4 separate regions of the Homo sapiens genome follow, and all the other regions are linked to region 1. Evidence: chromatin loops called from intact Hi-C (ENCODE). Cell type or tissue: Caco-2. All regions are shown on one strand. Each heading gives the region's core, and the rest is flanking DNA. Links, peaks and the distances in the headings are about the cores only.

Evidence for each region. A loop is a pair of places that touch in the nucleus more often than their neighbours do. Peaks named below come from ENCODE experiments on the same cell type or tissue, not always from the same donor. Only the 100,000 strongest peaks of a DNase experiment are listed, where the experiment ranks them.
Region 2: it touches region 1 in a loop (8-fold over the local background); 6 of 110 quality-filtered maps call a loop at or near these places.
Region 3: it touches region 1 in a loop (4-fold over the local background); 2 of 110 quality-filtered maps call a loop at or near these places.
Region 4: a loop joins it to region 1, with 12 times the contacts of the local background. A loop is called at or near these places in 37 of 110 quality-filtered maps.

What each region holds. Positions count from the first base shown.
Region 1 is chr10:37,853,378-37,861,426 of GRCh38, reverse strand. ZNF248 (zinc finger protein 248) reads left to right here and starts at 3,817. Exons shown (of 6, transcript NM_021045.3): 1 at 3,817-4,242; 2 at 4,895-4,992; 3 at 5,090-5,131. The coding sequence starts at 5,117. It overlaps ZNF248-AS1 (ZNF248 antisense RNA 1), which reads right to left and starts at 3,678. Exons shown (of 2, transcript NR_186559.1): 1 at 2,926-3,678; 2 at 761-2,349. RefSeq lists silencers at 3,325-3,874, 3,571-3,947 and an enhancer at 4,265-4,324. In Caco-2, for the core only: no CTCF peak of the experiment used is centred there; DNase peaks (open chromatin) are centred at 3,336, 3,706 and 4,306; H3K4me3 peaks cover 2,308 bases.
Region 2 is chr10:38,361,899-38,369,947 of GRCh38, reverse strand. It overlaps the pseudogene HSD17B7P2. Among named protein-coding and RNA genes, the nearest start is that of LINC00999, 62 kb to the left of the region's middle. In Caco-2, for the core only: a CTCF peak has its summit at 3,842 (motif pointing right); a DNase peak (open chromatin) is centred at 3,847.
Region 3 is chr10:37,785,779-37,793,827 of GRCh38, reverse strand. It overlaps a transcript of ZNF248 not described here. Among named protein-coding and RNA genes, the nearest start is that of ZNF248, 68 kb to the left of the region's middle. In Caco-2, for the core only: no CTCF peak of the experiment used is centred there; a DNase peak (open chromatin) is centred at 3,767.
Region 4 is chr10:38,006,982-38,015,030 of GRCh38, reverse strand. It overlaps ZNF33A (zinc finger protein 33A), which reads right to left and starts at 4,356. Exons shown (of 5, transcript NM_006954.2): 1 at 4,248-4,356; 2 at 2,681-2,733. The coding sequence starts at 2,689. RefSeq lists an enhancer at 3,654-3,833. In Caco-2, for the core only: no CTCF peak of the experiment used is centred there; DNase peaks (open chromatin) are centred at 4,000 and 4,440; H3K4me3 peaks cover 2,250 bases.

The sequences.
Region 1 (8,049 bases), core at 1,828-6,827:
AGAATCTCTCCCTGAATTTACTAATCAGTGTGGTAATTTAAAAATATAACCACAAATTTAAAATGGAGCTTATTTCCTTTCCCCTTGAGTGTGGGCTGGACATGTAGACCCACTTCTGTATATAGACTGGAAAGGGAAAAATAGGGAGAAACCTATCAGACACCACCTTAACCAAGTGTTAAAAGACAAATTTTAGAAAATTAAGTTTAGCCGAGTTCATTTCAGCAAAGAAAGATTCTTGAATCAGACAATACTCAGAACTAGAAGAGGTTCAGAGAATTCTATAAAGTGGGCAGGGAGTATTTACAGACAGAAAACAGAAGTGCTCTACAGAAACAGCTTGACTGGTTACAGCTCAACTTTGGCCTTATTTGGAAATGGTCTGATTAGTTGGCAGCCTGTAACTGGCTTTAGCTCAGCTTCTGTAACTGGCTGACTCAGCCAGCTATAAAAGTTTAACAAGCTATGCTTTGTTTGTTTACATACCAAGGTAGGTTGCAGTCCTTACATCGGCCCTAAAGGTAGGGAGGCAGCCTCAGGACAAATTTCAGTTAATTTAATACATGTAATCATGGTCAATTAACCAGTAAAAAGTCATGTTGATATCATGCCATCTGATATCACACTATGAGAAAGCCACAACCTGTTTGTGGGGTGCTTCCTAAAAACTCACAACCTCAGTCTAATCAGGAGAATGTTACCATGTGGGTTCTTCTTGGCTGCTGCCTAGAAAAAAGCCAATAAACTGAGAACGACAGGATTGCAGCAGAAAAAGAGTTTAATAATTGCAGGGTGGCCAAGCAAGTATAAGAGATAATTCTCAAATCTGCCTTCCTGAGAATTTGGAGGCTACAGTCTTTCAAGGATGAAAAACTTTGAACCTCTCTAGCCTCCTGCCCATCAGGAGGCTAGAGAATGGGGAATGGTGATTGGCTGGGTCAGGGATGAAATCATAGGGCTGTTGAAACTGTCTTCTTGTGTTGAATCGGTTCTTGAAGGGGGTCACAGGATCAACTGAGTCCATTTTTTGCTATGGGTTACTGGTCCCAGTGGCACCAGTTGGTCCATCAGAATGTAAAGTCTGAAAAATAACTCAAACACTAGTTTTAGGTTTTACAATAGTGACATTATCTATAGTGACAATTGGAGATGTTATAAATCTTGTGACCACTGGCTATGTGACTCTGGAGTAGTAAGCAGTTACAAAAAGGCAGATTATAAAAGCAAAAACTGGTTAGAGTTTATGCCTGCATCTTACAGAATTCAGGTTCCTACCAAAATTCTAAACTTGTGGACTTCCACTAGTTTTACAAAAACGGTTTTTGTCCCCAAACAAGGAGGGGGTTAGTTTCAGGAAGGGATCATTATCGTTCTTGTTTTAAAGTTAAACTATAGGCTGGGTGTGGTTGCTCATGCCTGTAATCCCAAGCACTTTGGGAAGCCAAGGTGGGAGGACTGAAGTCAAGAGAGCGTGCTTTCATCTTCATAGCAAGGTCATGAAAGACAAGGTAGGAGCAAGAAACTATTACAAACTGGCCAAGGCTAAGACATGACAAGTAAATGTACTGTGATACTGAGAGACAGGACTAGCTGGATTTCCTAGGCCGACTAAGAATCCCTAAGCTTAGCTGAGAAGTTGACTGCATCCACATTTAAACAAGGGGCTTGCACTTAGCTCACATCCGACCAATCAGGTAGTAAAGAGAACTAACTAAAATGCTAATTAGGCAAAAACAGTAGGTAAAGAAATAGCCAATCATCTATTGCCTAAGAGCACAGCGGGAGGGACAATGATCGGGATAGAAACCCAGGCATTGGAGCCGGCAACAGCTACCCACTTTGGGTCCCCTCCCTTTGCATGGGAGCTGTGTTTTCATTCTATTAAATCTTGCAACTGCACTCTCTTCTGGTCCGTGTTTGTTACGGCTTGAGCTGAGCTTTCGCTCGCTGTCCACCGCTGCTGTTTGCGGCCTTCGCAGACCCGCCGCTGACTTCCATCCCTCCGGATCTGGCAGGGTGTCCGCTGTGCTCCTGATCCAGCGAGGTGCCCATTGCTGCTCCCAAGTTGGGCTAAAGGCTTGCCATTGTTCCTGCACAGCTAAGTCCCAGGTTGGTCCTAATCGAGCTGAACACTAGTCACTGGGTTCCACAGTTCTCTTCCGTGACCCACGGCTTCTAATTGAGCTATAACACTCACCACATAGCCCAAAATTCCATTCCTTGTAATCCATGAGGCCAAGAACCCCAGGTCAGAGAACATGAGGCTTGCCCCCATCTCGGAAGCAGCCCACCACCATCTTGGGAGCTCTGGGAGCAAGGACCCCCGGTGACAATATCCTTGATTGGTTGCTGGAACAGAAAAAGGGCATTAGTGGAAGAACTGCTTAAGTCTGAATAAACTCTGCAGTTCAGTTAATAGTACTTGTACCTATGTTATTTTCTTAGTTTTGATAAATATACCATGGTCATGTAAAATACTAACACTAGTGGAATCTGGGTGAAAGGCATATAGGAACTATTTTGCAACTCTTCTGTAAATCTGAAATTATGAGCAAATGAAAAGTTTAAAAAAGTGGACAATGACCCAGGAGTTGATTTTTTAAATGAAAAGTTGTAACACACGCACATGCTCATAGTGTGCTGAAAATGCCAGATGTGCACGTAAAAGAATGTACGTGTAGTGTAGTTCTGGGTAAAGTATGGTTGGTTTTGGGAAATGAGTGCGTGCTTTCTTCTTCAAATTTGTTACTCAAACGGCTTTTTTTTTTTTAAACATATAAACAATTTTATGTTTGGGTCTTGAATTGCTAGCTTCTGTTTTTCCTTATTCCAGAGAATAACCATACTGGTCACAGATTTTAGTTTTCTCTTCCAGTCTTTCAGTTAAACGTTACCATGCATGATCGTGAATGAATTCAAGCACACCTTTCCTTCTCTTGGCTTGTGTCTAACAGGCACATTGATTTGATCCACAACCTCTGGGGACACTGACAGAATCCTGGTTCCAAGCAGGAGTGGGTAACTGAGACAGTAATCTCTCAACCCACTATACAAGGCTGTTTTGCAGGAGAGCCTTATGATGACCAGCATGATATATAATTGTGAGAAATATACTGAACAATTTATGTGTCAGACACCGGTTTAAATGCTTTTACAACGTAAGCGCCTCCAATTCTCATAAAACCCCTGCTAGGTAGGCACTATCAGCCTCATTTTACAACTGAGGGTTGCGGCCAGAGCTGACAGGCACCGTCTAGCGCCGCTTCCAAGCCCCGCATCGCATCCACCAGCCTAACTCGGGCGCTCGGCCTCTCCCTCTGCGCATGTGCATCCCCGCCTCCCGCTCCAGGCGAGTCCTTCCCTGGACTCCAGTCCCTTGTGGGAAACAATCCCTCGCCTCCGGAGGCGGCGAGGAGCGGCGGGTGAGCCCCGGAGCACTGGGCGAGGGCCAGGGGGTCCCCGCGCTGCCCTGAAGGCGGGCGGGCGGCGGCTAGACCTCGGCGGTGGGGAGGGACCCCTGGCGCCTGCGGCGACGGTGGGACGAGGGCGTCTCTGTCAGAAGGGGATGAGGTCTGGCGTGGGAACGCGAGTTCCGGGGCTCCCGGGGGTCCGTATGCGTCCAGTCCCTGCGCCTGGCGCTCAGCGAAGTCCTGTAGCACGGGGTAGGCAATGCGCACTGGCCCGAAGGGGAGGGAACTGGCTGCGGGGAGGGGACAGCACGCGCGTGCGTAGCGTGTGACGTTTGTTGTGCGCGTGCGCATGGCGTTTGATGTGTGCGTGTGCGCTTTTTGTGCCCTGAGCCCGCGGGGAGGAGGCGGGGCTGCGGGGGAGAGCGACTGCGCCAGGTCCGCGACAAATGAATTAGACACAATTATCCACGGGAGACTCGGTTTTCCTCTCTGTAAATTACGGATATTAGGAATACTTGCCGCCTGGGGTTGTTTTGAGCACTTTCATTGTTTAGGTGCTGTATTTATTGGGTGTGCGTTCCCTGGGAGAGCCCGAGGGAGACGGCTCCTGCACCGGCCCCAAGGGCCTCTCTGCCCGTGGAGTGCAGGAGCGAAGGGGCTGGCCTAGCTGACCACCAGGGCCCCTGCTGGCTCTGACCGCCCTCCTATCCCAAGTAATTATTTACACGTTTCGCGTTCGCTTATGTATTATGTGTAATCATGGCACAGTATCCTGAAGCCGTCGGAGTCTGTGTGCTGGTGCAAGGTCTGGGACAAATTTAAGAAGAGAGAGGTGAGCTGGAGCTGAGGGGTGGGCGCGCAGGCTAACAGGAACGTCACCTCTGGAGAGTCTGAGGGCAGGGACGGGTGAAAGGCTCACGGCCACAGCGAAAGAAATGCTGTTATCACCCCTCCGCGAACACCGGGCACATCCAGATGAGCTGCTGAGCTTCCTCCTCTCTTGGCCTGATATCCCCGCCGGATGGTAGTGCAGTCAGGTCATACTTGGGTTATCTGTTTTGACCTTATTTGAAAGATGGAAAAACAAAATTGAGTTTGAGGAGGTGAGTAGTTCAGATCTTGTCATTCCTTAGAGGCAGAACTGAGATTAGAAGTCAAGTCTGCAGTTTCCCGAGCCACTGCTGCCCATTTTGTTACTCTATATCACAGTTTCTCATTAAAAGATCCTTTTGAGGAATTGTTAGCAAGTTAGAACAAACATTTTTAAACTTGCATTTAACATCCTATCCCTTTTTTTAGAGGTCTTTTGCATTATCTAACCTCAGGGCATTAATGGTGTTAACAGGTAAACAGATAAACAATATGGCCTCAGTTTTTTTTTTTCCCTACAAGGAATTTTGACAAACCCATAGTGTTTTTTCCTTCAGATTACTGTTAACTTGTTAAACTCATCTTTTCATGTTTTTAATTTTTCTGTGTCACAGAACCTAAATTGGTAATAAATCAATAAGAAATATTTACATTCACTCAGTGAAAAGTGTCATGTCTGAGCTCAGCATATATCGGAGCCACACATGGACACGTAAGTATCTTGTGTGTGGACCTGTATAGGCAGGTGAATCTCCGAACTGCAAGGCCGGCGAAGGCTCTCCTGACATTCTTCCTTTCTAATCCTTCAGCTCTCCTTCCTCCACTAAGAGCGGAAAATGAACAAATCCCAGGTGAGATTCTTGTTTCTTTATTCCCAGTTTGTTTAAAAATGGATTTCTGAAGTTTATAAGGGTTTATGTTTTGAAAATGGAAAAATAGAAATAGGCAAAAATTGACATTAAGGGAAATAAAACTGAAGTAGCAAATCCAAAATAGTGCAGTTGGCAAATTAGATGCAGGATTTTTAATTTTGCAGAATTATCCAAGTTATTGTAATATTATCTCTAATTGTTCTAGTAACAATTCTGAAATAAATGCAGTAAATTGTCTATAAGTATTTCTTTGTAGAAACAAAGAACACAGTTACAGAGCAGAACTCAGTGCATATGCTTTTCAGGAGAACAAACGCTGAGGTTTGATGGTCCTGTTTGATCCAGGAATAAAACCTTGACGATGTGGAGGAATGGAGGGACTGCATGTCCTCAAAACAGTTTTCCCTAACTGTTTGTGTCAGCTCGTTCTTATTTCTAGGTTGAATCACTGACAGTTCCGACTTGTTTCTGTGTTTCTCATTTATGTTTCAATCTGATGAATGCAACCTTATTCCCTCACCTAAACTCACCTGAATCAGTTCTGGCAAAGGCCACCAAATCATAGTCAAGGCTAGTGCATGTTTTTGCCTTTGCATTACTTGCCTGGTCTGCTGCATATATTGTTAACCATGGTCTTTGTTTGGAGAGTCTCCTCTGTTGGTGTCTGTAATGCCACCCTCTGAGCTGTCCTTTCCTAACTTTGATTCCCTCCCTAGTCCTCATGAAGGCATCTTTTCTTTTTGCTCCAGGCATTGCTTATGCGTGCATTTCCATCCTTAGCCTACTTAGGTTCTTCTCGGTCTGTTTTTCCTGACTGGTTTCATTTTTTTTCCTTAATAAAGTGCTTTTGAATTAATAATACATTAATGTAATAATACATTACTTTTACTTTTTTAAAAGTATAAGTGATAACAAAAGATGTACATATATATTCACACTCCCTTCCTCTGTTCATGCAGTTTCTCCAGGTAGGGTGACATTTAATCATTAAAACCGAGACATTTTCACTGAGAGTGAAAGAGGTTCTATAAATAATTATGCTGAGACAACTGGCATATATTGGGACAGTCCCAGACTTACTGGAATGTATGGTCAACCTACCAAAGATGTCTATTTTTTTTCTAGTTTTTGGTTTACTTTGCCAGTGTTTCTTTATCCAGTTTAAAGAAAATATGTATGTATATTCTTATTTGCTTCCTCAGTTTACTTAAAAAGGAATCTGTTATCTCTAGGGCTTATCAAACTTATATGTGATTGTGCATTCCTGGCATCTTTTTAACATGCAGGTTCTGATTTAGTAGCTGTGGATGGGGTCCTTTATTCTGAAGTTCTGATAAACCTCCAGCTTAAGCTGATTCTGATGGTTGACTTACACACTATTTTCCATTATTCCTTTTTCACTTAACAGCATACAGATGTTTCTCTGACAGAACATGAATAGCATTTTCTCTCTTTGTCACAATTGCCTAGTAATTCAAGTCCATAGTTCATTAAACTACTTCCAGCTGTTTGCTATGACAAACCATGTGGTAATGAATAACCTTGTACATTTATAATTTTGTGTGTATATGTTTATATATTAGATGAATTCCCAGAACTTGATCAGCTTAGTGGGAATGCCTGTCCTAGAGATAGTATTATTTTGTTTTCCCATTGGCAATGCATGGGAATGCTTATTTCTTCACAGCTCCTCCCATAGAATATGTGGTTCAACTTTTGGATTTGGGGCAACCGATAGGTAAAAAGTGGTATTTCATATAGTTTGCATCTGCGATTTTCTTCACTGAGTGAGGTTGAATACGTTTTCGTGTGTCTAAGGGTGTCTTATATTTATTTTTCTATGAACTTAACTGTTAGTATCTTTTGCCTATTTTTCTTTTGGGTTGTCTGGTCTTTTTTCCCCCCCAGTGTCTTTTACCCTTGTGTATTATATGAGTTGCAAGCCATTATTTTTTGGTATATCATTTGTCTTTTGATAATTGTTCATGGTGTTTTTCCCTATGCAGAAATATTTGGTTATTTTTGTTGTCCAGTTTATTAATCTTTTCCTTATGGTTTTGGACTGATAGCATTTGGAGACATAGTTAGAAAGTCCTTCCCACTTGATTATAAAGAATCTGCCCATGTATTCTAATACTTTTATGCATTTTATGTTTAAATCTTTAATCCATTTGGAGTTTACTTGTATGTAGAAACTTAATTAAATTACTACAGTATCATTCCATTTACTCCACCCCCCGATGTGTGCTGTTGTTTTGATGCTTTCTTCTCCTTGTGTTCTGAACCCCACAAGGTATCTTTAGTATTACGACTTTAGAGAGTGGGTAGGCTTTCGTATTTACTGAAATAATTGCCCTTTACTGTGCTTTTTCTTCCCTTTTGCAATATCATGCTTCATCTACAGTTATTTGCCTTTACCCCAAAGAAGTTTTATTGTTTCTTGTGCAGATCTTTTGGTGACAGATTCGTCATTTTTTTTTGTTTAAAGATGTCTGTGTTTCTTCATTTTGAAGGATATTTTCACTAAAGACAGAATTCTGGAGTGAGAGCTTTTTTTTTCTTTTCTTTTTAGCACTTTAAAAATACCATTCCGGTGGCCGGGCACCGTGGCTCCTGCCTGTAATCCCAGCACTTTGGGAGGCCGAGGTGGGTGGATTACCTGAGGTCGGGAGTTCGCGACCAGCCTGACCAACATGGAGAAACCCCGTCTCTACTAAAAGTACAAAAAAATTAGCCGGGCATGGTGGCAGGCGCCTGTAGTCCCAGCTACTCGGGAGGCTGAGGCAGGAGAATGGAGTGAACCTGGGAGGAAGAGCTTGCAGTGAGCGGAGATTGCGCCACCACATTCCAGCCTGGGCGACAGAGCGAGACTCCGTCTCGAAAAGAAAACAAAAAAC
Region 2 (8,049 bases), core at 1,836-6,835, 510 kb before region 1:
GAAAAGAAAACAACAGTTATTTTTTGGTGGTTTAGAATAGAGTCATGAAAGAATTATTCATTTAAATATTTTTAAAAACCCTGCCTTTCTGATTATAGAACACTTTTTAAGTAACAAAAAATAAAGAAGTCAAAAAAGAAACATCATTTAATCTCCATTATTCCAAATCAACTACTTTTAACATGAAGGCCTATTTACTTCTGATCTTTACTTTATGCCTGCCCTAAGGAAGAGACACTTCTTCCTGAGCCCTAAAGAGAGAATCATTCCTAAAAGTAGCATTTTTCAAGATGTGCCACAGAAACAATGGTCCTGCAAGACGTTCAAATCACAAAACAAAAATATGGTTGTATAGTTACATAGTACACAATTATCCCCTTCTTGGGAACTTTTGATGCACAGGATCAGTTTGAAAACTTAGAGAAGTCCAGTTTAACAATGTTCAACATGGGTTTTCTAAAATTATATGATTACAGAACTCTTGGGATCTGTGGTGCATGAGCAATGAAACATTCCTTTAAAGAGAAGTGGACACTCAAATGGTGGTGTGGCAGTAACACTTAGAAATATTAAGCAGAGGTTTCACATTAAGTTCAAAAACCTCAAGTTAAATGGCATTCAGGTTCAATTCCTTAAATCATTTCCCAACCTTTAAACATATCTTCTAGGTCCCAAAAAGAGATTTTTATGAGTTAAGAAAAGAAGTATTCATCACTTGCTAGCAATATTGCCGGCATCAACAGTGTCCATATAAACGGAGGCAGAATTCCATATGTCAAATTGGTCAATGCTGTACCTGGACAGGCCACATTGGAATAGAGACCCTAGGAACAGAGAGGTGTAGCAATGAGACTTTAACTCAGTGTATATTGACTCAGTCCAGCTACATGCTAGTTAATAAAAGAGGTATGTACATGAGCCAGAAGTCAGGTAATAAAGAATTTATGTTCTGAGTTGTCTCTGAAGTTGGGTAAAACGTTTATGTTGAAGAATCATGTATTAAGAGAACCCACTGTGAGAGGCACCCAGGATGCAAAAATTAGTGGGACAAAGTCTCTATTCTCATGAACCTTGCAGTATAAAAAATAACCAATCTTAAAGCTGGGGGAGAAAAGCAGGGCCTGGTTATCTGAGTTTTCCCTATTATTGGCTTAACTGAAGATCAGCTTTTTAATCATAATGAGCATTTAAGATTAAAAGATGTACGGAGTACAGTCCTTGCCTTCGAGAAGTTTCTGGCCTAATAAATAGACAGCTAAACCTAAAGTATGTGTCTGTTTCCCTGCAAGTACATAAGACCCATACCTCTAGCTTGAGGTGGGTGCTCCCGGCATTAGGCTGTATGTGCTATCACAAAACTTTCTCCAACTGAAGATCTCTAAATCAGGTCCTTAGCCTAGAACTCATTTTAGAAAGTTCCACCCTACAAAGAGAGCCCCAATTAACACAGAGCTTAGGTTAATCCAAAGGGTCCTATGTGATCTATAGTTAAGTCCTGGAGCCCTGGGATCATGCCTCTTATTGGGATTTGTTTTACTATTTTATTTAGTTTAATTTATACTATACATTTTACTTTATTTTGATATTGACTATTTTAACTCATTTTTATCATTTTTAAACTCATTTTTTCTTTTAAATAAAAAAATAGGAAGTGCCAGTTTAACAGACAGTTCAACGGACAGACAGCACCCTAAGCAACAGAACCTGGAGGCTTTTCATCCTTTATTTGGTACTGCAGAGGCTTGGCACTGCCTGACATGGATCAACCATCCCTGAGAATCCCCTTGATTTACCAACAATCCTCTAGAAAAAAGTCAAGAGCTAAGACTTATCCTCATGATAGTCCAAAAGTTTTTCCTAAGCAAATAATGTACTCTGCCGCTAAAACAGCTAAGGAAAAGTTCTTATTCTAGGCGCTTCCTAGGATCACTTGGGGACTATTCTGTCCTAAACAAAGAAATCTTCAAACTAAAATCCAGCGTTTCCAACGTATATAATTCTCTGATGTTGAGAGATAAACAAAAAAGAAAGAAGAAGACAATCTTAACCAAGACTGTATCCTTCCATTTGTTTAATTATAGGGATTAATTGTGATGATCCTGAATATTTCTATACAGCTTGAGTGGGGGAGCATGCATGGATAATTAAAGTCTATCAGGCAGTCTATATAGAACCTGACAACATTTCCAGTAACACAGGGCTTCAAAAGGAATCCTGTAATGTTATTCTTTCTCAGCTGCTTCTTTCCTCATAAAGGCCAAGAAGAAAAAGTCATTGGCTGAGAACCAATCTCAACAGATTTTACAAGCAATAGCTAAATCTCCCTCCTTCGTAAAAGATAAAATCCCAAAGCTTACTTGATAATTGAGACTTAAATAGAATCCCAGACCTTTTTATGAAAGGAAAAGCTAATCCCTCTAAAAGGGAGTTCTCAGAGTATCAGGAAGCAGTTGTGACAAGTTTTTAAACATCTCAAGAAACTTCAGAAGGAGGTGCACAATTGGGCCAACATGCTGAGTCCAACCTGCAATATTAACAGCCAATACAAGAACATGTACATGCATGTGCAGACCACATGCACTGACACCTACACACATGCACACACCCAAAAAATACATTCACAAACACATGTGCACACACCCACAAAACCTGTACATGTACATATGAACCCGCTACACATGGGTAGGCACACAAATACATACCCACACTCATGTATATCCACATGTACATATTTGTACAGACACATGTACATACAAACTCACATTCTGAATACAAAACACTGCTGTGAGTGCTTCATACAGATCCCCCTCAGTCAATCTTCCCAATAAATCTGTGAGGCAGGCACTATTACTATCCCTATTTTTCAGATGAGGAAACTGAGGCATAGGGAGATTAAATAATATGCCTAGGGTTACAAAGAGTCAGGATTCAAATTCAGTTCTAGAAAGTATGCTCTTAGCTTCAACTTTATAAGAGGCATGATTCAGGCTGGGTGCAAGCACTGTAATCCCAGCATTTTGGGAGGCTGAGGCAGGCAGATACCTGAGGTCAGGAGTTCGAGACCAGCTTGGCCAACATAGTAAAACCCTGTCTCTACTAAAAACACAAAAATTGGGTGTGGTGGCACATCCCTGTAATCCCAGCTACTCGAGAAGCTGAGGCACAAGAATCACTTGAATTAAGAAGATAGAGGTTGCAGCGAGCCAAGATTGTGCCACTGCACTCCAGCCTGGGCAACAGAATGAGACTCTGTCTCAAAAAAAAAAAGGGGGGCATCATTCTAAGAGCCAGAACACAGAATAACACCTGATAAAGGTAGCAATTCCAGAATAAGCCAGGTCTAGACCATCACGTAAGAGTTATATTTCTATGTCTAATTCATGATCCAAGAAGCTCCGTTGAAGTAAAACATAATTCTTGATCATCTTCTTATTTCACTTTCCTCCTCAACCCTAAACCTGGCCCAGTGCCCTAAACATGATAGGTCTTTTGTAAATGTTAGTGAAATTAAACTTCTCCATAGCCCCATACTCATACAACGCTGTTAATCAAAGCAAACAAAAGAAAATGTCCAAGGGGAAGACTGGAGATTTTCAGGTCAGAATTTAGACCTGGGCAACAGAGACATACAAAGAAGCAGTAAGCTGCAAACCATAGTGGCAACAAGGACTCAGTATGACCAACAAGGGTCGCCATCCCCTGAAAAACATCCCATAAACTGAGATCCTCATAGAGACAGAGCTCTGGAGTCTTAGCTAAAACCACCACTATCTAGAAGGTTTTATAACTACTTGACTGTCCTATAAACGTCTGCTATGACAAACACTAGGAGGCAGCATGGTACAGTGGGAAAAGTCCAAGCTATAAAGTCAGCCTCGGGCTCAATTCTGAGCTCTACCATTTACAAGTTGTGTGACCATCAGGTAAATGACTTAAGTTCTCCGAGATTTAGTGTCCTCATCTGAAAATGGTAATACTTAGACCCACCTCCATGTAATGAGGCAGGTATTTAATGACATACACAGACGAATACAGCACCTGAAACACAGCAAGTACCAAAACAGTAGCTATTATCACTTTTAGTAGTGTCACTCTGTTAACATAAGTTAGAATTCCTGAAGAACCACAGAATGATGAATGAACTACCTATAACTATAATGTCAGGAGCCAATTATCTCTGCCCTAACACTTTCATATACACCAAATATCAATCTAAACTACAAGAGTTAGTGGAAAGCCAGCTACCTTATTAGGAAATCAACAGCAGGTAATTAAGAGAACCCTCCTCTGCCATTTCCGTCACTGAGACAGGCCTTACCTGCTGGTTGAAAGTTCCTGTTCAAAGCCACACTCAAAAGGTCAGTGGCATATTTGGAAGAGCTGTAGGGTTCCTTGCCTTTGCTGTGCTGGAAGTCCTCGAGGCTGAAATTAGATTTCCTTGCATTGCGAGATGATGTCCAGATGAGCTGAGATGGATTGTCACTGTGACAGAGGAGAGGCTCCAGTTCCCGAATCTGGGTGAAAGAAAAAAAAAAGTATTAAAATATACTGACAGAATACAGATAAAAATTTTGAAACCACTGTACTGTATGGTAAGAGATTAGGGTCAGAGACATCAGTATTAACTAGTTATCTAAAAGAGACATGAATTAGTTACACAGAAAAATATTTATAGATATGTATACATACATGAGTTAGTATGTACATATATATCTCTTAGTCTATCAGCAGAGAGGGTTTAGAAGACACTGATATCTCAGTAGCAATAAGCACCCAGATCTTGGTTTCTAATAACCATTCTCTGATAAAAGAAAACATATGTCTTTAGAAAAGTAGCTGATTCTAGGACTGAACAAGGAAAACACAAGATGAGTCTGACGCATCTTGTAGTGCCAGATAGTAAGAAACTGCTCAAAATGAAAGCTAAAACAAAAAGAGAAAACCATAACAATGGGGGTGTGCCAAAGAGATACAGGAGCCAACTGAAAGTGTTCCCAGTGGCCAAAACTGAAAAAATTTGAGCAGGAAAATAAAATAGTATTTATAATTTCAAAGCAGCAAATACATAAACATGAGTCCATATGGATACAATAAATGATTGAATAAAGACATAAATAAAGGAGAACTGACAATCTCCCTTGTGGAAAAAATCCAAATAATTTCTGTAGATAACCCACTCTCTTAAGAAGGTAGAGCACTAGCCAGTATGCATTGGCTGCACATAGTAACTTTCTTTCTTTTTCTCTTTTTTTTTTTTTGAGATGGAGTTTCACTCTTGTTGCCCAGGCTGGAGTGCAATGGCATGACCTCAGCTCACCGCAACCTCTGCCTCCCGGGTTCAAGCGATTCTTCTGCCTCAGCCTCCCAAGCAGCTGGGATTACAGGCATGCGTCACCACACCCGGCTAATTTTGTTTTTTGATAGAGATGGGGTTTCTCCATGTTGGTCAGGCTGATCTCAAACTCCCAACCTCAGGTAATCCGCCTGCCTTGGCCTCCCAAAGTGCTAGGATTACAGGCAGGAGCCACCGTGCCCGGCCCAACTTTCTTTCAAAAAGTAGAGTATGAAAAGGGAGAAAGAAAAAGTAACTTAACAATGGAGAAACCTGACAGACATGACCTCAAGCCAGGTGATCAAGGTTAATATCAACACTGAGAAGTCATACTGAAAGAATACACCCTTGATGTGATGTCATGAGAATGTCACTTTACCTCTGTGGCCTTCCTCCCAAAAACCACATTCTTCAGTCTCACCATGAGAAAAACATCAGACAAATCCCGATTGAGAGAGTCTACAAAACACCTAAGCAGTACTCCTCAAAACTGTCAAGGTCATCAAAAACAAGGAAAGTCTGAGAAGCTGTCACAACCAAGAAGAGCCTAAGGAGACATGACTGCTAAATGTAATGTAGTATCTTGAATGGGATCCTAGAACTGAAAAAAGACATTAGGCAAAAACAGAACCTGAATAAAGTGTGTACTTTAGTTAATAATAATGTAGCAGAATTGATTCATCTATTTCGACAAATGCATCATACCAATGCGAAATGTTAATAATAGGGGAAACTGGGTGTAGGGCATACAGAAAGTCTCTGTACTATCTTTGCAGTAATTCTGTAAATCAAAAACTATTAGTACATTTATTAAAGAAAAATCTACTAGGAAAGCTTCCAGAAGTATTCCATGCTCACAATAAACAAGGCAAATGCAATCAAGAAAACTCAAACATGAGATTAAATCAGTTAACTGGCTGCTCAACTATAATAATGCCCTGTGCCCAGAGCTTTACAGGAACTATCACACCAAATATTAGCTTATTAAGCCCACAGCTTCTTTACCAGGATAAAATGGCCAAAGACATCGGTCTCAAACACCTCCTGAAGTCCATCAGCAGTGATCTTATCACCCTGGGTCAGCAGGCCTTCAGCTGTGGAGAACATATGAATCACTTTTCTGAAACAGCAGAAGATAATTGCATGACTTTTTAAAGCTTCTTTAACTGGAAATACTGAAAACACTTTCCAACCCATCCCCCCGACTCATAAACTACACCTCCCTTGATTCTGTAATGACAGGAATAAAAATACCTATTTCTCAGACTGGGTTATTGTATTAAATGAAATGCCAAAGACCCTCCTTCCCCCCACTAATTCACAGAAATACTTACATACTTATAGCTCACGCTACCAATAGGAACTTGAGTCTCTCAAAAACCTGCTGCTAAAATTCTCTTCACCTCTTTCCCAATCAGGTTACAGGTAAACTGTTCTAAAGGAATAATAAGCTATGCCAAAGGGAAAAAAGTTTTCCTGTGCATGAAGTATGTTTAACTGTCAAAAAAAGAGTTAAACAGATTGTTTGTTTAACTGGGAATTCTTCAAACATATTAATATAGTGTTCTGCTGGGAGGTCAATTTAGTAGGTCAAGATCAATGTGGGGAGAGACAGAGAGAGTGTGTGTGTGTGTGTGTGTGTGTGTGTGTGTGTGTGTGTGTGTGTGTCTGTCTGTCTGTCTGTCTTTTAATGGAAAAGAAGTAAAGCAAAAGCATTGGTATAGTAAGCAGCACATAGTAAGAATGCCTATTTATGAATAAGTGTATTGGGTCACAAAGTAAGATTTATTCCTATAAATAAGAATTCTCCTGGTTGTGTTTCAACATTTTGGAAAGCCACTACACTAATGAGTAACAAGAATCTCCCAGGAAACATTAGTTGTCTGCATTTCCCCAACCTACTTGTCAGAGCACCTGACATACATCTGGGAAATAGTTCAAAGTAACTTTCCTGGAAATTGGAGTCTCTCTGAGAACTCTGCCTAATTTCAAAATGTTCTTGCTAATAGGCATATCCAGGCAGACCAAAAAATGACCTTCTAAACCATTTAGAATGTCCTGGAGACTTAGAATACCATAAAAAATGGGACTTTCAGCACTCCCCACAAAAGAGGATTGCTTTTCTTTCATGATAATGGTTGCAACATCTCCTTTTTCTGTCTTCAACCTTTTCAACAACCCCTTACCTTTCATCCCCCCAACTTAACACGCCATCAAAACTAGGCAGAAAAATGAACACATTCCTTCCAATCAGTTCATCCATAAAATGAAAATTACCTTGAAAAGAGGCCAAAGAGAAGTGCTTTGATATTTAGTTGTGGATTAGGCATGATCCCAGCATTTAGATATATACGGTCTAATCTCTGAAACCTGCAACTAAACCACCAAACAAGATTGTGAGTTGCAAGTAAAAACATCAGGACAAGATTGTGTATTCTATCTCTAGAGTGACTAGATTCAAGGAGGCCTAAGAAAGACAAAAAATACTTTTTAAATTAATAAATTAGCCACAGCAAGCTCAGAAGAATTTATAGCACATTAGAGTTACAGCATTTCTTTCTCAACAGTTTTTCTTTAGCTACAGTAAACATTTGAGAATTCTTTCTTTGGTAGTGGCTTCAAACAGAATCTGTGGAGTCATCGTGGACTTTAAGTAAAACCTCTGATCAATAATTCCTTCCAGCTCTGTCCTCTCAATAAGGAATTGCAGCAACCCT
Region 3 (8,049 bases), core at 1,658-6,657, 67 kb after region 1:
GCATAAAGCCAACATTCTTATATGTATATGTGTACACGCATATATACACGGAAAAGTAGGAAATCCTTTAAAATTTGGATAAGTTTAATGATCAAGAAAATAGAAATAAACATATAAGGTCTCTGAGATCTATATGCATATGTTGCATCACAGGAATTATGCACATATTGGATTTGCATATGTGATTCCAGAATAAGTGGGTATAGAATGAATATATTTGCCCTTAATATAATCATTAGAACTAGACCCACTGAATTCTCCACACCACTTTGCCTTAATATCTTTCAACACTTTTATTTATTTTATCTGACAAATGTAAAATGTTATATTTGATACCCTTTCTTCAACATTTTTTTGGCCTAATTAGATGGTATTGGCCATTGGTATCGAACCACATCTTTAATAAAGAATCTGTGTTTATTGTTATTTGTGTTTGTTTATGTTTCCATCTGCTTTATTGAAATAAAAGTTTTATTTTTGAATAATTTTTTTTTAGACAGAGTCTCTCTCTGTCACCCAGGCTGGAGTGCAGTGGCGTGATCTCGGCTCACTGCAACCTCCGCTTCCCAGGTTCAAGCAATTCTGCTGCCTCAGCCTCCCGAGTAGCTGGGACTACAGGCATGTGCCACCATGCCTGGGTAATTTTTTTTGTATTTTTAGTAGAGATGGGGTTTCACCATGTTGGCCAAACCGGTCTTGATCTCCTGACCTTGTGATCCGCCTGCCGCAGCCTCCCAAAGTGCTGGGATTACAGGTGTGAGCCACCGCGCCCGGCCAATATTTTTAAATTCAGAGAAAGTTTCAATGATAATAGATTTCTCGTACACCTTTCACCCAGTTCCCATGATGTTATCATTATATACAACCTTGGCATATACGTCAAAATAAGAAATTAACATGGGTACAACACTATTAATGAAAAATTTTGTTTGGATTTCACCAGTTTCTGTTAATGGTGTTTTTCTGTAGACTGGCATCCAGTCTAGGATGCCACATTGTGTTTAGTTGTTATATCAGTTTTTCTGTCTTTTTCAAGACCCTGGCACTTACGAAGAATACTGGTCAAATGTTTTGTAGAATGTCTTTCAATCTGTGACTGCCTAATGTTTTCTTACAATCATACTGGGGTTATGGAATTTGGGGAATAATACCACAGAGATTAGGTACCCTAATTGCATCATATGATGGTGTGCATGATACCAACATGACTGTTGGCTGATGGTGCTAACTTTGATCACTTGATTAAGGTGGTGTCTGTCTGGTTTCTCACCTGTAAAGTTACAGTGTTTTCCTTTCCATACTCTTGTTTTTTGGAAGTGAGTTGCTAAGTCCAGCTCATACTCTAGGCATGAAGAGTTAAGCTTCACCCCTTGGAGTGGGGATAAATACATATATTATTTCTAGTCTTCCAAAAGGAAGGTTTGTTCTTTCTCATTTGTTTATCTGTTTATTCAGCCATTTATGTCAATGTGGCCTCATGGATATTTATTTTATTCTTGACATTACTCCTTTTGTTGCTCAGTTTGTTTCAGCTTTGGCCACTGGAAGTTTATAGGGAAACAGTTCCATGATGGCACCCTGGCAGTCTTACATGTCTCCATACATGGCCACATAGGACAGGCTCAACTGCAGGCTGACCTGTGTCTTGGCAGGTAGTGAGGAGCTATCATGAAATTACATCTCATTCACCTCCCTATCTTGTGGGAGGCAGTTTCTCATCTGCCTCTCTGGTCCCAGGCATGAGACTTTGTACCTTGTCACCCTCCTCCATGGGTAGATCTGCAAGCTATAAAACCACTTAACTGTGGTCTAGAATTAGCTCTTCTGCAAGAGAGTATCCCAGCTACTCATGCTGCCCATCCTATGGCCCTTTTATTCTTGGTATCATCCTGTGGGAGAGGAGATAAAGGCAGCTGACACTATGGTGATCTTGCGTATGTGGTCTATGTAAGGCATAAACTGTTTCAGTCCATTTGTGCTTGCTTTGTTCTTACCAGCCAATAGCTGCAGTAGTCACTGCTGCTTAGAGACTGCTTGAGAGAGCTCTTTCAGGTTGGCTTCTGGGTTCTTTCAACATGCTCCCAACCTTTTGTTGTTAAAGGAATTAAAATGTTTATTGCATTTATAAGGTTAATTTTTATTCAAATGGCTTTCTTCTTTTTGTCTTTTGTTGCTGCTTTTAATTATTTGGAGAAGGTTATATGCTTTTCATAATGACATCCCACTGAAATCCATCTGTCTCCCACTTCCCTGTTGTGGGGTGGCTATTTCAAGTTCATCAGATAAGCCAGAAGCTAATCTCCACCTCTTCAATTGGTATATGAAAAACAGAAAAAGTCCCATACAAAAGAGTATACCTGAAAACGAATATACCTGAAAGTAATAGTGTGCTAAAACTGCCAAGGCTTTACTCACATTTTTGTATCAGTGTATTCACATCTAGCATAATAAATGACCATTAACATATTGTGGAAATAAATAACAAAGGCCGGGCACGGTGGCTCACACCTGTAATCCCAGCACTTTGGGAGGCCGAGGTAGGTGGATCACGAGGTCAGGAGATTGAAACCATCCTGGCTAACATGGTGAAACCCCGTCTCTACTAAAAATACAAAAAAATTAGCCGGTCGTGGTGGCGGGTGCCTGCAGTCTCAGCTACTTGGGAGGCTGAGGCAGGAGAATGGCGTGAACCCGGGAAGCAGGTTCAGATCGCACCACTGCACTACAGCCTGGGAGACAGAGTGAGACTCTGTCTCAAAAAAAAAAAAAAAAAAAAAAAAAAAAAGAAATAACAAAGTATAAGAGAAACAAAAACATAGACCATTTTTCAGCCCCAAGGTGGGAACTTGACTGTTGTCATGTCAGAGCTAAACTACACTTCTAGTACACTTTTTTTTTTTTTTTTAAGATAATGGGGTCTCAGTCTCTTGCCCAGGCCAGACTGCAGTTGTTCAATCATGGCTCACTGCAGCCTTGACCTTCTGGCCTCAAGCAATGTTCCTATCTCAGCCTCCCATGTAGCTGGAGCTACAGGAGTGCACACTCACACTTGGCTAACTTTTTTTATTTTTTATTTTTATTTTTTTAAAAAATTATTTATTTATTTATTTATTTATTTAGAGACGGAGCCTCGCTCTGTCGCCAGGCTGGAGTGCAGTGATGCCATCTCGGCTCACTGCAACCACTGCCTCCCAGGTTCAAGAGATTCTCCTGCCTCAGCCTCCCGAGTAGCTGAGACTACAGGCGTGCGCCACTACGCCCAGCTAATTTTGGTATTTTTAGTAGAAACGGGGTTTCACCATGTTGGCCAGGATGGTCTCGATCTCTTGACCTCGTGATCTGCCCGTCTCAGCCTCCTAAAGTGCTTGATTACAGGCGTGAGCCACTGTGCCCGGCCTAACTTTTTATTTTGTAGAGACAGCGTCTCCCTATGTTGCACAGGCTGGTCTTGAACTCCCAGGCTCAAGCGATTTTCCAGCCTCAGCCTCCCAAAATGCTGGATTACAGGCATGAGCCACCATTCCCAGCCCTAGTTACTTTTTTTTTTTTTTTTTTTTGACACAGAGTCTTGCTCTGTCACCCAGGCTGGAGTGCAGTGGCGCGATCTCGGCTCACTGCAAGCTCCGCCTCCCGGGTTCACGCCATTCTCCTGCCTCAGCCTGCCGAGTAGTTGGGACTGCAGGCACCTGCCACCGCGCCTGTCTCATTTTTTTTTTTTTTTTGTATTTTCAGTAGAGACGGGGTTTCACTGTGTTAGCCAGGATGGTCTTGATCTCCTGACCTTGTGATCCGCCCACCTCAGCCTCCCAAAGTGTTGGGATTACAGGCATGAGCCATGGCGCCCGGCCCCAGGCAGGTTTTAAGTACAATTGAAAGAAAAGATAAAGCTTGTGGTTCATTCATCCACTTCCTACTAGAGTGGAAGTAGTGTCCTAAAACTTCAGGTGTTCTTAGTAAACTAAGCTGGAGGAATTTTTCCCTTGTTCTAGTCCAGAGCAAATATTTGTTTATTGAGAAATATATAACTCCTTCCCCTATCTGTGTTAGTCACCTGTAAAGAGATGAATACAGGCTAGTATCCTGTTCCTCTAGGCTTCTCAGTCAACACAGCTGATGTTATAGAGTTCATATTTTCTGAGAAGAAACTTTTTTACAATAAAGGTACCAGAGAGAGGCTGAATGCCATCAGCTGTGTGTACTTGGGTACATTTTTGGATGAGTAAGCTAATAAATTATCTGTTGTTCTATAATTATGTTTTACCTTGCCTGAGAGAAAAAGATCTTCATTGCCCTGTCCCTTGAAAGCACTGAGAAGGGGTTATCAAAAAAGACACTTCTGAAAATGGCTTATCTTTCTAGATTACCATAAAACACCATTTTAGTTGATACTGATATTCAGCAGACACCTTTTGAGCTCTTCCTGAAATGTTTGCCCTCTCCACCTAACAATAAGTTTATGGAGTCTGAAAAATTACTCTGTAGAGGGCATTTTTGCTCAAAGCAGTCTCCATTGGCTTTTTAGCAGTTTTTTTTTTTGAGATATAATTTATGTAACTTAACATTCATCCACTGTGTACAATTCAGTGATATATATTAAATTTTAAGAGTTGTGCAAACATCGCCACAATCCAATTTTACATTTATATCACCCAAAAACATTCCTTCACGCCAATATGCTGTCAGTCCCCACTCTAACTCCCAGCCAATCACTGATCTGCCCTGTGTCTATAAAATTGTCTTTCAGCCTGGCCAACATGATGAAACCCCATCTCTAACAAAAATGTAAACTTTAGCCGGGGATGGAGGCATGTGCCTGTAGTCCCAGCTGCTTAGGAGGCTGAGGTGGGAGAATCGCTTGAACCCAGGAAGCAGAGGTTGCAGTGAGCCAACGTTGTGCCACTGCACTCCAGCCTGGGAGACAAAGTGAGACCCTGTCTCAAAAAAAAAAAAAGTCTTTCTAGACATTCATATAAATATTTAGTCTTGTATGTCTAACTCCTTTTATTTAACAAAATGATTGTTTTAGTTTCATCCATATTGTAGGGGTTCCAGTTTCTCCATATCCTCAACATCATTTGTTATTGTCTGTTTTTATAATAACTATTCTAGTAATTATGTAGTGGTATCTTATTGTATGTTTAATTTGTACTTCTCTAGTGACTAATGATGTTTGCTTTGTTTGCATTTGTGTATTTTCTTTATTTTTTGAGACAGAGTCTCGTTCCATCACCCAGGCTGGAGTGCAGTGGTGGCTTCATGGCTCACTGCAACCTCCACCTCCCAGGCTTAAGTGATTCTCCTGCCTCAGTCTCCTGAGTAGCTAGGATTACAGGCACATGCCACCAAGCCTGGGTAATTTTTGTATTCTTGGTAGAGATGGGGTTTCACCATGTTGACCAGGTTAGTCTTGAACTCCTGACCTCAGGTGATCCACCTGCCTCAGCCTCCCAAAGTGCTGGGATTACAGGTGTGAGCCACCGTGTCTGGCCCTTGCATTTGTATATTTTCTTTGATAAATGTCTCATTCAAGTCTTTTGCATGTTTTCTTTTTTTTTTTTTTTTTTTAAGATGGAGTCTCACTGTTGCCCAGGATAGGGTGCAGCGGCACGATCTTGGCTCACTGCAACCTCCACCTCCTGGGTTCAAGCGATTCTCCTGCCTCAGCCTCCTGAGTAGCTGGGACTATAGGCACCCACCACTACACCTGGCTAATTTTTTATTAGTAGAGATGGGGTTTTACCATGTTGGCCAGGCTGGTCTTGAACTCCTGACCTCAGGTGATCTGCCCGCCTCAGCCTCCCAAAGTGCTGGGATTACAGACTTGAGCCACCATGCCTGGCCAAGTTGTAAGTCTTTATATATTCAAATTATGAGACTTATCAGAAATATTACTTGCAAATATTTTCTACTAATATATGGCTTATCTTTTCATTGTCTCAATGTTATCTTTTGAATCACAATAGCTGTCACTTTTAATGAAATCTAGTTTACTTTTTTTATATGAATTGTGCTTTGTTGTCTAAGAACTCTTTGTCTAACCAGTGGTCACAAAGATTTTTCTTCTATATTTTCTTCTATAAATTTTATACTTTTAGCTCTTATATCTGAGTCTTTGATTCATTCTGCTTTAATTTTCATATATTGTGTGAGGTAAAGGTCTAAGTTACTATTTTTTTTTTTTGGCATGGGGATATACAATTGTCCCAACATGATTTGTGGACATACAATTTGTTTTAATGCCAAATTTAATTTCCTCTTGAAGTATCTTGGCACTTTTGTCAAAAATCAGTTGACCAAAAATAAATAAATAAATAAATAAACCAAAAACCGAAAAACATACATACAAAAGCAAAACAGGAAAAAAGATCAGTTGACCAGTGACACATAGCATCCTGGGCAGTAAAAGTTTATTCCTGGACTCAATTAATTTCCATTATCTATGTGTTCGTACTTATGCCAGTGCCACACTGTCTTGATTTTGGTAACTTTATAGTATACTTTATTTATTTATTTATGTATTTTACTTATTATTATTATTTTTTTTGTTTTGAGATAGAGTCTTGCTCTGTCACCCAGGCTGGAGTGCAGTGGTGTGATCTCAGCTCACTGCAACCTCTGCCTCCCAGGTTCAGGCGATTCTCCTGCCTCAGCCTTCTGAATAGCTGGGACTACAGGCGTGTACCACCATGCCCGGCTAATTTTTTGTATTTTTAGTAGAGACAAGGTTTCACCATGTTAGTCAGGAAGGTCTGGATCTCCTGACCTTGTGATCTGCCTGGCTCAGCCTCCCAAAGTGCTGGGATTAAAGGCATGAGCCAAAGTGCCTGGCCTATAGTATACTTTAAAATCAAGTAGTATAAGTTTTACAAATTTGTTCTCTTTCAAGATTGTTTTGGTTTCTTAGACATGACACCTAAAACATGAGCTACCAAAGGAAAAAAAATGAATAATTTGGACATCAACAAAATTAAAACTTTTGTGCATTATCACAATATTCAGCCTTATTTAATCCATAAACATGGAATGCCTCTTTATTCAGTTCATGTAAATAAAAATTTTCATAAAATACACAAAGGTAGAATACAATTATTAACCCTACAAAATGAATTTTGAGAAAGAAAGCAGCTGTAAACTATATTATACTTTGAAATCCATAAAACAAAAAGTAGTACTGTTTAAAAAACTAAACTGATCTTTCATGCTCTTATTTTTTCAATGGAATGATTCATGTATAAACATACATTACATTAAAACTATGCAACCTCAAGATTATGTCTACATTTTTAATTATTTGCATTATATAGTCATATAATGCATATAGCACTTTTTTCTTGTTTTTCTAATTTTTACTGGGTTGTCTTGGAACTAAATAGTAGGCTATTGGAGCTGATGTTGTTGGTTGCCTACTCTACAAGTTATTCCACATTACTTCCCTGCTGTCAGCCTGGATGTTAACCCTCTCCCACATAATTTGGGAATGACATGAAACACAGAGGCACTGTGGGCATAAAAACAACCTATAATCAGAATATATTTGAATTCCAAATAGAACAATTCACTGTTTTTCCAGAGTAGAAGGATTCCCGTGAAATCATCCTGCCAAAAGAATCTGATTGATCTCTGCAAAAAATGGTAATATATTGAGTGCTCTGCATTGATCTCTACTTGTGAAAAGTCAGATATTTAGCAGGAGCTTGATCAGCCTTAGTGAGATAAAACCCATGTTGTCAGGCCCAGGTATAGTGCCCATTTCCTGCTGTCATGGCTACTCCATTCTTGGGCTTGTGTGAACACTCATGGGACCTAGGCTGACAGCCACTGGATAAATGACTCTGTCCACTGCTGCTTCTGTGGTAGCTGCTCTTTGATGGACATTAACAAAAGACTCAAAGATCTGCACAATTTGTGTGCACTACCAGATATCCAACCCCCTTCTTCTTTACAAGACCTCCTTGGCTCCAGTCTTCCAATCCTGTTCCAACCAATCAATCTATTTACCAATCTTCAAGAATCTGGGTATTACCTTAGCTCACTTTTCTTGCCACAAAT
Region 4 (8,049 bases), core at 2,103-7,102, 150 kb before region 1:
TGTGGTGGCAGGTGCCTGTAATTCCAATTCCTCGGGAGGCTGAGGCAGGAGAATCACTTGAACCCGGGAGGTGGAGGTTGCATAAGCTGAGATCGTACCACTGCACTCCAGCCTGGGCGACTCTGTCTCAAAAAAAAAGGTAAGTAATTCTTCCCAAATTTATATATAGGTTCAATTCAACCCCAAAGAAAGTCTCAGCAAGTTATTTTATTAATACTAACAATATTTGTATGGAAATGCAAGGAACTAGGAAGAGCCAGGATCTTGCTGAAGAAAAAATGTGTTAAACCAGCTACTAGACGCTAAGATGTTTCACCAAGTGTGGTACTGGCACAACCAACCAACAGAACATAGCCCAAAAAACACACAGACATATATGTACACATAATTGATGACAAATATCACAATGTAAAACAGTGGGGAAAGGATGGTGTTTTCAAAAATAATTCTACATTAACCACATGAAAAAAGGAATCTGACATCTACCTCATACAGAAGTAGACACTCATTCCAATGAAAGAGATGTAAATGTGAATGCCAAAACAAGAAATATTTTAAAAGGTAACAAGAGTATCTTCATAACCTTGAAGTAGGAAAAGTCATCTAGACTAGTACACACCAGCAACAAATAAACGTAATAAACTAATCTAGGGATTGGTAAACTTCTTCTGTAAAAAATCAGACATTAAATATTTGGCCAGGCACGGTGGCTCACACCTGTAATCCCAGTGCTTTGGGAGGCCAAGGCAGGCGGATCACTTGAGGCCAGGAGTTTGAGACCAGCCTGGCCAAGTAAAACCCTGTCTCTACTAAAATACAAAATTAGCCAGGTGTGATGGCGCGTGCCTGTAATTTCAGCTACTTGGGAGACTTAGCCAGGAGAATCCCTTGGGCCCTGAAGGCAGAGGCTGCAGTGAGCCAAGATCGCACACTGCACCCTAGCCTGGGTGACAGTGAGACTCTCTCCAAAAAAAAAAAAAAAAAAAAAAAAAAAATCAGACATCATTAAATTTGGGGCTTTGCAGGCCAAAATGTTCCTGTCACAACTATTCAACTCTGCCACTGAAGCCAGATACTGTGGCTTATATGTAAATGAATGAATGAGCAGGGAGGTGTCAGGATTGTGAGGGGGACAAGACGGCAGCTTCAGGAGTGCTGGCAATGTTTGTTTTGACCTGTGTATTCATTATTTGTGCCACGGATTTGTAATAATTCATTAAGTTCTATATTTAAAATTTAGGGGGTTGTGTATCTATCTGCTACACATGTAGAAATAAGATTCATTAAAAATTAAAATACACAATCCTAGCACTTTGGGAGGCCAAGGTGGGGGATCACGAGGTCAGGAGACTGAGACCAGCCTGGCCAACATGGTGAAACCCCGTCTCTACTAAAAATACAAAAATTAGCTGGGTATGGTGGTGCGTGCCTATAATCCCAGCTACTCGGGAGGTTGAGGCAGGAGAATCACTTTAACCAAGGAGTCGAGGCAGGAGAATCACTTGAACCAGGGAGTCGGAGGTTGCAGTGAGCCAAGATCACACCACTGTGCTACAGCCTGGTGACAGAGCAAGACTCTGTATCAAAAAAAATAATAATAATAAAATACATTTTAATTTACCGGCTGGGTGCAGTGGCTCACGCCTGTAATCCCAGCACTTTGGGAGGCTGAGGAGAGCAGATCACGAGGTCAAGATATCAAGACCATCCTGGCCAACACGGTAAAACCCCGTCTCTACTAAAAATACAAAAATTAGCCAGGTGTGGTGGCGCATGCCTGTAGTCCCAGCTACTCGGGAGGCTGAGGCAAGAGAATCGCTTGAACCCGGGAGGCAGAAGTTTCAGTGAGCCAAGATCGCGCCACTGTACTCCAGAATGGCAAGAGAGCAAGATTCCGTCTCAAAAAAATAAAAAAATTAAAATTAAAATACATTTTAATTTACTGATCAAACACTACATCCAAAAGAAAACTGGAACCTGTGTGAAATAAAAATTAAAAAAGCAGTTTGACTCAATAGGCTGCACTCATTTCAGGGTTATCACTGGAAGCTTATTCACTATGGGTCCCTATGTTATGACCAAAAAAGGTATCTGCCAGGAAGTCTTTGTGCCTTCAGAGGAGTCAGTCTGTCTGTATCCAGTGTCTTCCTTTCTGCCATGGTTGTTGGAAACGTAAGAAACATACGAAGCTCAACTTATTGACTCTAACTTGGCCCTGCTATTGATCTGTTACTTTATATTTTCTGGGAAGTTCAATTTTTATCTATTACTAACTTCTCATCTTAACATATTGACTCTTGGCCAGACACGGTGCCTCACGCTTGTAATCCCAGCACTTTGGGAGACCAAGGCGGGCGGATTGACTGAGCTCAGGAGTTTGCGACCAGCCTAGGCAACACGGTGAAACCCTGTCTCTATTAAAACGCAAAAAATTAGCCAGGCGTGGCAGCATGCGCCTGCAGTCCCAGCTACTCGGGGGGCTGAGGCAGGAGAATTGCTTGAACCCGGGAGGCAGAGGTTGCAGTGAACCGAGATGGGGACATTGTACTCCAGCCTGGGTGACAGAGTGAGACTCCGTCTCACAAAAAAAAAAAAAAAAAAAAAACAAACACCATATCGACTCTTACAAATCTCACAAAGTCCACTGCAAAATAAAGTAGGGAATTAATAAACAACTTACCTTGTTCATTTTGTTCTGTTCTTGGAAAGACGGAGACAACTCTGAAGATACAGCTGAGTTAGAAAAAGAGGAATGGGGTCATGAAAGATTTGGCCTGCCTGGCAACTCCTGGATTCTTCCGCCCTAAGAAGCCATACACACCCACTAGGTAAAATGCTTCCTCTGGGAGAGTATCAATGTCCTCTGACACTTTGGAATAGGGGGTAGAAATGGTGGAAGAACACTTCGGAATAGGCGGTAGAAATGGTGAAAGAATAACTCCAACATAATTATGTAGCTCTTGGGCACAAGATTTTTTACCGGGTGAAAGTAAATATTTGCTTCCTAAGGATTTCAATCTCCCTCGGTGTTCACAAAAAAAAGTATAATGACAATATTGGCCAAACAAGTTAACAATATATTTAATGAAGGAACATTAACACTAAAACCATTGTAAAAAATAGGACTAAGCTATCTATTTTCCCAGTAATGTTACTTAACCTCTGGTGAGTGACTCCACAGAAAGCCATAAGCGGCAGTGCTTCAAAGAAAAAATCAGTTTTAATTTCTTCATCTAACTTTGTTGCTATTTCTCAAAGGGATATTTTAAACTTGCTTTGATGTGTGTGGAAAAGTAGACAGTACTGGCTTAGGGGTCAGGAGATGTGACTTAGTCTTCCCTACTAACTGTGATCCTGAACAAGTCAGTGACCTTAACAAACAAAAAAACAAAAAAAATCTTTTTCTTCTAACAAATGAGGCAAAATTAGGTAATTCTTTGTTTTTGTTTTTTTTTGAGACGGAGTTTCGCTCTTGTTGCCCAGTCTGGAGTGCAATAGTGCGATCTTGGCTACCTGTAACCTCCGCCTCCCGGGTTCAAGCAATTTTCCGCCTCAGTAGCTGGGATTACAGGCATGCGCCACCACGCCCGGCTACTTTTCGTATTTTTAGTAGAGACGGGGTTTCACCATGTTGGTCAGGCTGGTCTCGAATTTCTGACCTCAGGTGATCCACCCGCCTCGGCCTCCCAAAGTGCTGGGATTACAGGCGAGAGCCACCGCGCCAGGCCAAAATTAGGTAATTCTTGAAGATCTTTCCTGAGTGCAAGATCAAGTCAGGACAGAGGAACAGCAAATACCAAGATGCAGTGATGGACCTGACTGGAGGTCAGTTCGGAACCTAAAGAGGATGAATGCAATACGTGCAACCGAGTCTGCCGGTCTGGCGGGCGACTGCACCCGCCTTTCCCCGCCCACGTACCGCGGCGCCCTAGCACACGCGCACAGGCTAGACAAGAGAACTGCCCCTCCCGCAAGGCTCAGCGCGCGGACTGCGCAAGCGCACATGCCCTCCTCCGCGGCCCCCACAAATGGGGCGACACACGCTGCGTACCCTGCTCCGTACAGAGGCCGCGCCTTTGAGGAACCGGCCTAGCGTCGTGGCCCACACGCTGCAGCCCCGCCGTCCCCGCCTTCCCCTATGAGGTCCCCGGGCCTCCTCCCCACCACTTGGTACCGGCCCCCTGCCGCCCGCCCCAGGAGTCGCGCGGGGCTCCCTCTCTCTCCCTGCCCAACCCACTGGGGCTTACCCCACTCCCTCGTCGGGTTGCATTCGCCATAGAAAAGCGCGTAGACCCTTGAAATCCCGGGACCGCCTCCCACGCAAAACCTGAGAAAAACAAAAGGAAAGGCGGAAACGCAGACGTAGCCGGCGGACGAGGCATGCGCAGAGCCCACGCGCACAGCTTGATGCTGTTGGCGCCCTACCTGGAAACTACCTTTCCCGTGAGGCCGGGCGAGCAGCCCTTCGGATTGGTAGAGAAGTGCCCCGCTAGGCAGTGGGCAGATGCGGTCTGAGTTGGTGCTGGAACTGCCTGCAGCCCTGGCTTTCCCCGGGGCACTCCAAAGGGATATACTGCGGGGGAGGTCTGTGGGCAGTTTAGACGCAGACGCTCAAGGAAAGGACCGCTGCGTGTCATTTTCCGTTTAAATGTTAGGAAATAGATCTCGTCCATACAGTTTAAAAGACTTTCATGCTATCAGCGGTTCTTTGGGAGCGGGGGAAAAAAGGGGAAGGTGCGGCCGGAAAGCTACTTCATCAAAATGGTTAAAGCAATAAACGGAAATTGTAGCTCAGTAAGGAACTAGACATAATCTGAAAGAAGAAAATAAATGTCACGTATGATTTCCTCTGTGACATTAAAATTGCTTGACTAAATGGAAATACTTTTAGTCTATCTGTACCTTTCTTAGGAAGACAAAATTCCTAAAAGAATATCAACAAATTTTTGTTATGTATTTTTTCTCTTTGATCTTTAGTGTATTCTGTACTTCACAAAAGCATTCTCAACTTTATCTAGAATAAGTAAAAACCCAAATGAACAGCCAGTATACATTTTAAAAAGCAGGAAAAAAATGCCTAAGGAATATCTGTATCTATCTACATCTATCTATATAATATTGCTCTATTCAAAGTAGTTTGGCACCTGCTCCATGGAAATAAGACAGCTTAAGAGTATTCTTTAATGTGTAGTAGATACAGCATTTCAAAACAGTGAGGGAAAGAATGGAGTATTCCAAAGAGCATGTCATTCCGAGCAATTTGGAATGTAGAGATATACATAGATCACACATGATAAAATCTCACATGTATACAATACTTAAACATTTAAACCACTAAAAGAGTAAAAATTTTTGAAAATTGACAAGTGGACCAGGCACAGTGGCCCACACCTGTAACCCCAGCACTTTGGGAGGCGGAGGCAGGAGGACCACTTGATCCTTGGAGTTCAAGACCAGCCTGGGCACTATAGTGGGACCCCCATCTCTACAAAAAACTAAAAATAACAATTAGCCTGGCATGTAGGCAGGCACCTGTGATCCCAGCTACTCAGGAGGCTGAGGTTGGAGGATCACTTGAGCCCCGGGCTGCAGTAAGCCATCATGGCACCACTGCACTCCAGCATGGGTGACAAAGTGAGACCTTGTCTCAAAAAAAACAACAAGGGATGTGATGCCAAAGACAGAAACTATAAATTTAATATCAGTCACATTTTATAATAGAGAAAAATAAGCAACTCCATTCCAGCAAAACTTTTTAAGTCCATTATGAGAATTGAAAGTAATGCAAATATGGCCAGGCGTGGTGGCTCACGCCTGTAATCCCAGCATTTTGGGAGGCTGAGGCGGGTAGATCATGAGGTCAAGAGATCGAGACTATCCTGCCCAACATGGTGAAACCCCTTCTGTACTAAAAATACAAAAATTAGGTGGGGCGTTGTGGTGCACACCTGTAGTCTCAGCTACTCAGGAGGCTGAGGCAGGAGAATCGTTTGAACCCAGGATGGGGAGGTTGCAGTGAGCCAAGATTGCGCTACTGCACTCCAACCTGGTGACAGAGCGACACTGCGTCTCAAAAAAAAAAAAAAAGAAAGAAATGCAAATATTTGAGTAAAAATACGTGAAACATTTATTGAAATTTACATTTTTTAATTTATGCTTTATATACTGAAAAGTTCTTTATTTGATGCATAATTTTATGAGTTTTGACAATGCATAGATTTGTGTAACCACCACTACAAGCAAGACACAAAATTGTTTCATCTCTGTCAATAAAATTCCTCCATGCTACCTTTTTAAAGTCAGATTCTCTCACCACTCTTAGCCTCTTGCAACCGCTATCTATTCTTTGGGCCTATATGTTTGCCTTTTTTAGGATATTATATAAATGGAATCACACAGTATGTAGTTGTTGAATCTGGTATCTCTTAACACAATGCAATTGAGATCCTTCTGTGTTGTTTTGTGTACCAATACCTCTGTTTGCTTTTCCTGCTGTTAGAAACAAGTGCCCGGTGCCACAGAGAAAACCAGCGCGTAGGCAGAAAATTCCTCAGCAAGGCAAATTTACTTCTGCAGAAGGGTGCAGCTTGTGCCAGTCACGATCACAAGAGTACACTGAGAGGGGTAGGGCAGGGGATTTTATCCCTGATACAGTTCCTAGCACTTCTGTGTCCCTTCCCCATTGGCTGGGGTTGGACCTCACAGTCTAAGCTAACTCTATTGGCTAAGGTTTAAAATTGAATAGGGTCTATTAGGCGGGAAGGAAGGAGGACTGTCCATTACTAGGTGGGAAGGCATATCTGGACTTGTCTGGGCACGGCAAAGGTGGGAAGTCATATCTGGACTTGTCTGTGCACAGCAAAGGCAGGAAGGTTGTTTACAGAACAGGTAGCTAGGAGACAAGGAAGTACAAGGAAGTTGGTCTTAAGCAACAAAGAACAGGGAACTTAAGCTTTTTGAAGAAGAATTTATCATCTCTGACATTGCTGACTCCTATTTCTTGGTACGGATTTACCAGTTTCCTTATCCATTCCCCAGTCCAGGGATATGCTAGTTGTTTCCAACTGGGGGAAATTATAAATAAATAAAATATTTTTAAATTTAAGATTTGAAAAGATTGAAAAAAACACTAATATACACCTATGGTATGGGCTTGGGGAAATGTTTATTCCCAGTGTATTAGTCATGATTCTCAAGAGAAACAGAACCAATAGGAGGGAGTAAGGCAGAAAGAGACATTGGTGGTGAGAAATTGGTTCACATGATTATGGAGGCTAAGAAGTCCCACAGTCTGTCATTTGCAAGCTAGAGATCCAGGAATGCTGGTGGTGTAATTCTGGTATGAGTCCAGAGGCCTGAGAACCAGGGAAGCCAATGGTGTAAATCCCAGTCTAAGGACAGGAGAGGATGAGATGAAATGTCCCAACTCAACAATGAGGCAGAAAATATGGGTGAATTCCTCCTTCCTCTGCCTTGTGTTCTATCCAGACCCTCAGTGGATTGAATCATGTCCATACACATAAGGAGGGCAATCTGCTTTACTGAGTCCACTGATTCAAATGCTAATCTAATCTGTAAACACCCTCACAGATGCACCCATAAGTAATGTTTAATCTGGACACCCTGTGACCAAGTCAAGTTTACCATCACAGCTATTCTTTTTTTTTTTTTTTTTTTTTTTGAGACAGAGTTTCACTCTTGTTGCCCAGGCTGGAGTGCAATGGCATGATCTTGGCTCACTGCAACCTCCACCTCCCGGGTTCAAGTGAGTCTCCTGCCTCCACCTCCTGAGTAGCTGGGATTACAGGCATGCGCTACCATGCCCGGCTAATTTTTTGTATTTTTACTAGAGATGGGGTTTCTCCATGTTGTTCAGGCTGGTCTTGAACTCCCGACCTCAGGTGACCCACCAGCCTCTGCTTCCCAAAGTGCTGGGATTACAGGCATGAGCCACCACACCTGGCCACGGCTATTCATTTTTATTGTGAATTTGATTAACTCTGTCTGATTTTTTGCCTCTCATTTTTTCTGTTTTTGTACCTTTTTCCC